Regions from separate parts of the Mus musculus genome. Here region 2 is linked to region 1. Evidence: chromatin contacts called from ENCODE Hi-C or POLR2A ChIA-PET data. All regions are on one chromosome and are shown on one strand. Each heading gives the region's core, a stretch centred on a gene start or an enhancer-like site at or near the end of the contact. The rest is flanking DNA. Distances are from core to core; before and after follow the strand shown.

Region 1 (4,711 bases), core at 1,614-4,113:
CTGGCCTTGAACTCAGAAATCCGACTGCCTCTGCTGGGATTAAAGGCGTGCGCCACCACGCTTTTATTTGTTTGTTTTGATTTTCATTTTTGTGGTTTTGTGGCAGGAGTTGGGGGTTGATAAGGGTTTTGTTTCTTTTTATGTTTGTTTTAAAAGAGAGAAAAAGAACATAAACTTGGATGGGTAGGGAGTTGGGGAGAATACAAGAGAAATCTGGAGGAGAAAAACAGGAAAGGAGGAGGGGGAGGGAGATAAGGGGAGGAGGGGGAGGGAGGGGAGAGGAGGGAGGGAAGAGAGAGAAGGGGAAGGGGGAGAAAAGAGGAAGGGAGGGAGGGGGAGGGAAGGGGAGGAGAAGGGAGAGAAGGGAGGGAAGAATAGGATATACAATTAACCTGGTCTCTATAGCTGCCAAAAAAGAAAAATTATAGAGAGTGTACTGGGCTAAAGAGTCTTCACCTGGGGCTGGAGAGATGGCTCAGTGGTTAAGAGCAGTGGCTGTTTCCAGAGGTCCTGAGTTCAATTCCCAGCAAGCACATGGTGGCTCACAACCATCTATAATGGGACTTGATGCCCTCTTCTGCTGTGTCTGAAGACAGCTACAGTGTACTCATAATACATAATAAATCTTAAAAAAAAAAAATCCTTTATCTGACATTGGGTGTGGTGGCACTCTCCTTTATCCCATGGCTCCAGAAGCCGAGGCAGAAGGACCTCTGTGAGCTCTCCACTAGCCCAGTCTTCATAGCTAGTTCCAGGCCAGCCAAGGAACAAAACAAAAATGGCCCACTCAGTTTCAGAAGCTGCCAAACTCGGTGCCGTACCTTAACACTACCTGCCAGCACCTGGGAGGCTGAGGCAGGAGGATCACTTGGCCTCAAGAGTTTGAGATCAGCCTGGGCAACACAAACCCTGTCTTAAAAATGTAAAGAACAGAAAAGAAAAAATAATGTCCCGCCGCTGTGGACACGCTCCCGCCGCCGCTGCGGACCTACCTAAACCTAGCAGTTGGGTAGAAGCCTGGAAACTTGAAGGGCTTCCTACAAGGCTCTGGAGCATAAATTTCAGGACAAAAACCGATGTGCGGATTTCCTGCACACCACAAAGAACAAACTCACTTTAGAGAGAAAAAATGATTTCACTGTCTGATAACTTCAGCTGTAGGCACGTCTTTGGATAAGGTCAGTGACATCCTGCCTCTGAGGGTGGGCTCCTTGGTGGTTTAACGCCCAGCCTACCCTTTCTTCACTAATGTCATTTTTCATAGTCAATGCTGTAGACACAACTCCATGACCCCATCCCAAAAGAGCTGTTTAGTACTCCAAGCGAGAGCATCCAGTGACGTGATAAATCCTGAGGTGGCAGAGAGCACTAAGGTTTCAGGTTAGTTAACCTTGAGATGGAGAAATTATCTAGGTGGGGTGAATGTAGTAACAAGCGGTCTTAAAAGTAGAAGAACACAGAAAACTGTACTACAACGTAAGGTAGGTTATTACTGGCCTGCAAGGTGAAAGACAGCAATTAAACAGCGACTGAGCAGAGCTACACCTCAGCACTACATTTCAATTTTAGTCAAACCAAGCCTCACTTGTGCTTCCCAGCAGAACTGTGAATGAGGCCGGCAGTGGTGGCGCTCGCCTTTAATCCCAGCACTTGGGAGGCAGAGGCCATACAATTTTAAGTGTGCGATACAATTTTGTTATCTGTAGGTACAGTAATGCAAGAGGACCCTAGAATTTATTTCCCATAACTGAAAGTTTACACCCGTTGACTAAATCTGTGTTGCTTCATGCTACTAAATTTATAGCAATTTGCCACCCAGTCTCCTAAGACTTATTTATAGTCCAGTTCAACCATTTGAATGCTTGTTTGCTTTCTCTCCCGTGTGCCCTATCTCCTCCCTCCTCTGATTTCAGTTTACTACTTCTGAGTGGAAAGGATTATACATTTTTCTTTCTACTCCCCTCCCCTAGAAGAAATTGGTACGATTTGCTAACAAAAAACAAAACAAAACAAAAAGCTTCCTTGGTGTTTGCTTTGTTCTGCTGTCCACTATCTTAAGATTTTTGAATGTGATAGACTAGCGATTCTCACATTTGTTTTAGAAAGTATGTAGATGGTATGACTGAGACTTTTCCCCAATTCATCAATGTTCGTACTATATTCTCCATGTTTCCTACTGGGATTGCGGACAGACAGTTGCATTAGCGCTAATCAAGGATGTCTAGGGTTACTTATTTCAAAATGATCTAGGAAAGTGTTTTATACAGTACAGACTTGCAAACTGTACTCAAGTCTAAAAGGGTCAGATTTCCTGGTGGCGGCGCGCTGGCTGGAAGCTGTTATTTAACAAGTTCCGCGTGTGATTCCTTGAGTGCGATCAAACAACTGGCCTCTGAATGACCACCGCGTGAAATCGAGTCGGCCCGAGTCAGAAGCTAACTAAGCTCCTACCCTCGCCGAGACACTTCGTGACTCCATCCTCTCACCAACTCTCCATACAGGCAAGCGAGCGGCCACATCAAAACGAACCTGGGAAGGCTGGCTTTCCCGGATCGGGATCCCAGTCCCAGCACTGCACAACCGCCAGGGGCGCCGCCACGCACTGGGTGTCTGACTCCCCTCGAGCCCCGGGACCGGAAACCAGACGGACTGCCAACACCGCAGCAGCCCCGACACCGCCAGAAACCCTCTCCAACCAGGAGGCGGGCCGCTGGGGAGGGCGGAGCCACAGCGCCAGGCACGCCCCCTACCGGTGTTGCAGCCCAATCGGCTCCCTGGCTCTCTCGCCCGGGAGACTACACCTCCGCACCCGAGGCCTGATAGGGCTGCACCAAGACCCGCCGGAAGTAGTTTCCTGGGCGGAAGCTTATCCACAGGAAGTGGCGGGGGTGCTTTCTCTTCCGGTCTCTTTGGCCTCGCCGGTAGAAGCAAGATGGTGAGTGTGGTTTCTGGGCTCTGTAAATCTCTCTCCATCCTTCTTCCTCGGGCTGTCCTGCCTGTTGCCCGGCGCGTCGGTGACAAGGTTGCGAGTGAGGGGAGCTGATGGGCGAGGAGACGGCGTGCTGTGGTCCGCAGGAACTGGAAGGATGGCTGCTGTGTGCAGAGCCCGGCCCACGGTCCTAGCGCCGCTGTGGGTCTCTCTGGGCTTTGGAGGAGACGTACGCACTGCAGCCCCGGGTGGGTGATCAGGACAGGCTTGGGGACATCTGTCCCCAGCCGCCGAGAAACCGGCTGCTTGGTGGGCAGTACCGCGACTGAGAGACGGGCAGAATGTTGTCCTTAACGCCTAAAGCCAAGGAGGCTTAGGTCCGCGCAGAGTAAGGCATTATAATGGTCGTGTGGATAGCCGGTAGTGCTTCCTACCTACCCTACCTGTGTGCTAAGATTTAAATCTTTACACCGTTTTGTCCCGTGTGGATCTTGTTTACGTCTCATCCATACTCATTGCTAAGAAAATGCCAGAGTACATTGAGAAGTCAGATTTCAGAGTTGCTTATATGTGGGGTTTTTTTTCCTGCTTTTTCTTTTAATGTGCAGACGAAGGGAACGTCATCCTTTGGTAAGCGTCGCAACAAGACGCACACGCTGTGCCGCCGCTGTGGCTCCAAGGCCTACCACCTTCAGAAGTCGACTTGTGGCAAGTGTGGCTACCCTGCCAAGCGCAAGAGGAAGTGTAAGTACTGTAATCCGCAGGCGGGCTTTTACCTTGACCTGAGGTAGCGATGTAATAGAAAACACATTTGGCACGCAACAACTTTGGAGGTTGGTTTGTTGGCTGAGTGGTTAAAACATAGTAATGACACTACTGAGAAAATGGGCTGACACTGGGTGCTTGGGAAAACCATTTGGAATCCTATTTTTTTTATTAGATAACTGGAGTGCCAAGGCTAAGAGACGAAACACTACCGGGACTGGTCGGATGAGGCACCTAAAGATTGTCTACCGCAGATTCAGGTACAGTTTTGGCTAAATGTCATTGGTCCTCCAGGGTAGGATGAAACTTTGCACTCTTACTGAAGGGTAGGAATGATACTGGGGTTTGGTGTGGGCCTGAGACGCCCACATTTGTCAAGACTATGAGTGGGATCTGGGGGGCAGCTTACTTGGATCTGCCTCCAGACTTTGCTCAAGTCTGCTAAGCTGTTCTGGGTGCCAGTCATAACATAGATGGGTATCTTTTTACTGGAGGCTAGGCCTTGATGTTCCTTAAAAGTACAGAATCCCCAGCCCCCCTCTTAGACTTTCCTGTGGGGTCTGTGCTTTGACAGGTGCTTTTGTGTTTGTCTCTGTTTTAAACTCAGTCCAGTTTTGTGAACTTGATGTGTAGTGGCTTGCTAGTGTTTGATAGGCTAGTGGCATGTTTTGAGCCTGATTAACCTTTATGTGCTTAGAATCACTCATCTTCCTATGTAGTATTGAGTAGAAATGAGTGCTACTTAACATTTAGACTTCTGAGTTGAGCAGCTTCAAGATCCTGTTAAGCTTGGTCAGTGTTTCCTGTTACTAAAGGAAAGGTGCCAGGACCTGTCCTTTATAGCTTAAGGAATAGCTTCATAAATACTTTAGTTCTTGTGGAAATAGGGAAAATGAGCCCAAAATTGTTGAGACAGTTAACTTTAATGTAATGTGGGTGTCTTGATTAGGGTAAACTAATAGCTTATCAATGATGTCCTAAAAAATAAATGTCTGAACATATGACTGCTATAATGAT
Region 2 (4,802 bases), core at 249-2,748, 5.4 Mb after region 1:
TGTATTAACCCAAACAGCAATGACACTATTTTACTCAGACAAATAGTTTGCGTCCATATGTGCAAGGCTTGTTTTCCTAACAAGACTGAAGTCCCTGTTTTAGCATTTCAAAATGTACATATAGCCCGGCAGTGGTGGCACACGCCTTTAATCCCAGCACTTGGGAGGCAGAGGCAGGTGAATTTCTGAGTTCGAGGCCAGCCTGGTCTACAGAGTGAGTTCAAGGACAGCCAGGGCTACACAGAGAAACCCTGTCTCGAAAAACCAAAACCAAAACCAACAACAACAACAAAAAACCAGCTAAAAACAAAACAAAAAACCAAAATCTACATATTATACCCTCATGCATGTGACTTGCATCTTCTCGACAGGGATGAGAAAAACTGAGCTTCAACTTGTTTGCGTTATATGGCGTTTTTTCCTCCTTTAAACAAACAAACAAACACTCCAAACTTATTAGTCATTTATATGACTATCCATCTTCTGTAGACTCTGGTAAGAACAGCTTAAAGGTAAACCGAAACTATTCTTAAAACACAACTACAACAAAAAACAGGTAAACCAGTCACGAAGAAAAAAAAGTATGTAAAATCACCCATGCCTGATGGCAATGGACAGTAATCCCAAGTAATTGCATGTAATTTACTTGGTAAGGTGAGGCAGGACGATCACTCGTTCAAAGGCTACCTTGGCAACGTAGCGAGAGACCCCATCTCAAAAGTGATTCGTTAAAAAAAAAACCAGGGGCGGTGTTGTGGATGCTGGAGCGCCTGGCAGCAGGTGCGCGGCGCTGGCTTTAATTCCCAGTACCCAGAGAGGCGGGATTGAGCCTCGGGACTCCCAAACAGACGGGGTTCAACTCCGAAGTTTCGAAGCCTGGTAGATGAAGAGACTTCGCCAAAAGTCCCGCAGACCCGTTTCACAACCACAGCAACCATGCCGGGGAAGCAAACTCCTAAGGAACCTCGCCCAGGTCTCCCGCCGTGGCAAACTCGTGTCCCGTGCGGGGCCGGGTCTGCGGGAGCCTGGGCATTGGGAAGGCGGGCGCGAGCGGGCCTGTTTAAAAGCCTGTCCCCCGGCTGGCCGGGCGACGTGAGGGGCCGGCAGCCCGGCCGCAGGAGCCGGAGGCGGCTGAGCGCCGAGCCCGCTTCCCCTCGGCGGTGCGGGCAGGGCCCCGCCGTCCCCACGGCGTGCGCCCCGCCAGGCCCGGGGTCGGCCGGCTGGGTCCCCGCCCGCCGGTCACCTACCCGGGTGCCACCTCAGGGCCAGCTTCCGATAGGCCTTCTTGAGCTCCTCCTCGCTGGCGTCGCGCCGCACCCCCAGCGCCTCGTAGTGACACTTCATGGCGGGGCTGGACACCGGGCCGGGGCCCGGGGCGGGGCCGACGCCCGGGCCCGGGCAGAAGCCGCAGCGGCGGCGCTGGCTGTCCTCTCCTCCGGCGGGAGCCCGGCGCCAGCAGCCCGCCAGCCAGCGAGCCCGGCGGCGGCGGCGGCAGCGGCGCGGGGTGGCGGAGGCGCGCGGCGGTGGACGACGCGGGCTGCGGCACGCGGGCGCGCGGAGGGGGCGGCGCCGACAGCTCCGCATGGGCGGGGGCTGGGCTGGGTTCCGGGGGAGCGGCGCGCCGCGGAGGCGGGGCCTGGGCAGGGGAGGCTGGGCGGGGGAGCCACGCCGAGAGTCATTGTGAGGGACACAGTAGGCTGTTTGGGTGGCACTCCTAGCCGGCCTGAAGGCAGGGCAAGGTAGGCTTGATAAGGAAGTAGTTTGGGAAATACCTTCCGGACCTTCGGATTAGTTCTCTGCAGACGAGGCAACTGGAGCTTCAAGGAGTTAAGTGCTGAGTTTCAGCCAGAAGTTCGTGGTGGAAACACACCGGGATTTACCATCTTTTCAATTCTCTTCAGCTACCACTTCCTAGGATCTCTTAATTCCCCCCCCCCCCCATCTTGCCTGATAATGCATAATAAGGGACAGTAAATAAGGTCATTGCCTAAATCAGTTTTTAAAGCATCTTAAAGGTAGCGTACCAAAAGCCAGGCTAGGTGCCCGGTATGAAGAACACAGCTTTAATCCCAGCCTCCACCCAGGAGGCAGAGGCCAGTTTATTCAGGAATTCCGAACCACACCTTCAATTATCTGTGAATTCAAGGCCTGCTTGAATAATGAGTTAAATTCATGATCCTGTCTCTGCTTCCCAAGTGCTGGGCTTACTGGCCTCCACAGCCAGACTAGGTTCTTTTACACATATATTAAGCAGAAAATGTCCACATCATAACAAGTACTCTTCCTAAGAATAAGTCATAAAGAAACATCAACTAACCAGTGTTGTGAAATGTCTTAACATCCAGCCTTGCTAAGACAAGACCTTAAAAAGAAAAGAGGAGCTAGGCGGTGGTGGCACATGCCTTTAATCCCAGCACTTGGGTGGCAGAGGCAGGCAGATTTCTGAGTTCAAGGCCATCCTGGTCTACAAAGTGAGTTCCAGGACAGCCAGGGCTATACAGAGAAACCCTGTCTTGAAAAACAAAACAAAACAAAACAACAAAAAGTTTATATAAAGCATTTCCTCTCCTGAGAACTTTCCTTGATGAGGGTGGGGTGGGGTGGGGGTGGACACATTTTTTTTTTCTTCCTCCCTGTGTGCTTTTGTTTGCAAACTCTAGAAGACTGAGTTGCCTGACTAGAGATGATGTTTCATGCCTGTGATTGCCAGCAACTGGGAGACCAAAACAAAAATGATTGCCATGAGTTTAAAACCAGCTTTCTGATTTAAAAAAATAAAATAATTTTTAAATACATGTCTTTTTTTTTACAACCCGCAAAAACCTGTTCCTTTACATGGAAATATTTAATAAAAGTTAAGATATTTATATGACCTAAGAGAAACCTGAGTGCTGAATGACAGGTAGATAGATAGATAGATAGATAGATAGATAGATAGATAGATAGATGATAGATAAATGGACATGACTTCTCCTAGGTTTGGTGGAGGAGAAAGTTTATTGTGGAGATAAGGGAGAGCATAGGCAGAGTCCAGAGTGAGTGTGACCCTGAGCCACATAAGGAGAGGGGAGGGGGGAGGGGAGGCGTAGAGTAAGACCAGAAGCAGGTAACTGAAATGGCTGGGTTATACAGGGAAGAGCCTCAGGGGGAAGTGTAGCTCCTGGGCTGGAAAGTCCTTGGTAGAGGGTAAAGGACACTTTATGCCTATAACAGGTAGGAACTTAGGGATGCGGGGAGAACCTGAAGGCCAAGTCTGCTTTTGATATGGTGAGTTGGACGGACCTCTGCCTTTTGCCCCAATGTTTGAGACTTTACTAGCTTAACCAGCCATGTATCTCTCTTGAATCCTAACTTTCTGCTATTAGCTTAATTGGCTTGAGAATACAATCATGGGGTAGTATTTAGCCAACAGGTTTTGGGGGCTGGAGTAGTCTATATTACATACATGATGAGATGTCTGTACATTTATTCCAATCTATTAGATGTCAAAATGGTATCCTAAAGCCTATGAAAGCACATTAATAACTTTAAGATGGAATGTTTACATACATCAGGTAGCTGTGGGTTCTATTTAATAATATATAGCAAAGACATTCATTGATAGCATCTTCGGTACAGGGAGCAACTAAACAGATAAAGGTGACAGTCCTTTCCTTAATATCCTGCCCCCTACACAATCATAAAACCCAACTGAGCTTCAGCAGTTTCTCTACATATTAGATATCTAAGTCATTACTTAAATAGTTGCCTATTTTCTCCATCATTTGTTAAGGTGGTAACGGATAGGGCTGGAAAAGTTTGGGTTTGCAAGATACCTAGGATCTTCCTTCTCCTGAGAATGGATTAGGGGGTGGAGGATTTTCCCCTTCAGCCATGTGTACTTGTTTGTAAACTCTGCAAATTTCTTTACTGCTTTGGGGTGAAGGTCATCTATTTTGGCCCATTACAATGGATTGAAATACAGAGTTAAACTGGATGTTATTTCAGTCATCTTCCATTGGTTGGTTTTGAGACTATGTAGTCGAAATTGGTCTGGAACTTGCAGGTCTATAGTTGCAGCCAGTAGGTCTCTAGAGCTAGGTAGGATTACAGGCATGAGTCACCAAATTCTGTTAAAAAGGCATTTTAATTAAACATACTGATTTTGTATAAGTGATCTGTGAGTGAAAGGAATGCAATTTGGGGAATAAAAAACCCAAATTAAACTGTTAATTTAAAACTATGACTAGAGAAATTAAGAGGAGCCGTGCGTGGTGGCACACACCTTTGATCCCAGCACATGGGAGGCAGAGGCAGGCAGATTTCTGAGTTCAAGGCCAGCCTGGTCTACAGAGTGAGTTCCAGGACAGCCAGGGCTACACAGAGAAACCCTGTCTCGAAGAAAAAAAAAAACAGAAAAAAAAAAAAGAGAAATTAAGAGGAAAAAAAAATGCAAAAGGAAAATTGTGAAACTGGAAAATTCTACCAAAACCTCACAGTGCAGACATCTAAAAAATGAAGTTCATGTCTTTCAAAACTGGCAACTTTTTATAATAATTAATATGTAATAATATATAATATATTCTCTAATGAACTCTTCCTGATGTTTAACACCTTAGTCTCATTTTTCATTCAAGGCTTTATTCAACTGACTAAATAACCAATGGCCTTTTTTTTTTTTTTTTTTTGGTTTTTTCAAGACAGGGTTTCTCTGTGTAGCCCTGGCTGACCTGGAACTTGCTTTGTAGACCAGGTTGGCCTTGAACTCAGAAATCCGCCTGCCTCTGCCTCCGGAGTGCTGGGATCAAAGGTGTGTGCCATCA

Evidence for each region. Hi-C counts contacts between places; a loop is a spot of excess contacts on that map. ChIA-PET counts read pairs that join two places held with the same protein, here RNA polymerase II (POLR2A).
Region 2: a loop to region 1 is called in a map of T-helper 17 cell, with 9 times the contacts of the local background. The contact joins the promoter of Dnajc21 here to the promoter of Rpl37 in region 1. A Hi-C loop is called at or near these places in 1 of 37 maps with a recorded cell type or tissue (T-helper 17 cell). POLR2A ChIA-PET finds 5 or more read pairs at or near these places in 1 of 5 experiments (embryonic stem cell).

The regions. Positions count from the first base shown.
Region 1 is chr15:5,113,750-5,118,460 of GRCm38, forward strand. It overlaps Rpl37 (ribosomal protein L37), which reads left to right and starts at 2,864. Exons shown (of 4, transcript NM_026069.3): 1 at 2,864-2,935; 2 at 3,538-3,673; 3 at 3,870-3,954. The coding sequence starts at 2,933. Snord72 (small nucleolar RNA, C/D box 72) reads left to right here and starts at 4,672; the gene lies at 4,672-4,711. It also overlaps a transcript of Card6 not described here.
Region 2 is chr15:10,469,018-10,473,819 of GRCm38, forward strand. Dnajc21 (DnaJ heat shock protein family (Hsp40) member C21) reads right to left here and starts at 1,499. Exons shown (of 12, transcript NM_030046.2): 1 at 1,248-1,499. The coding sequence starts at 1,344.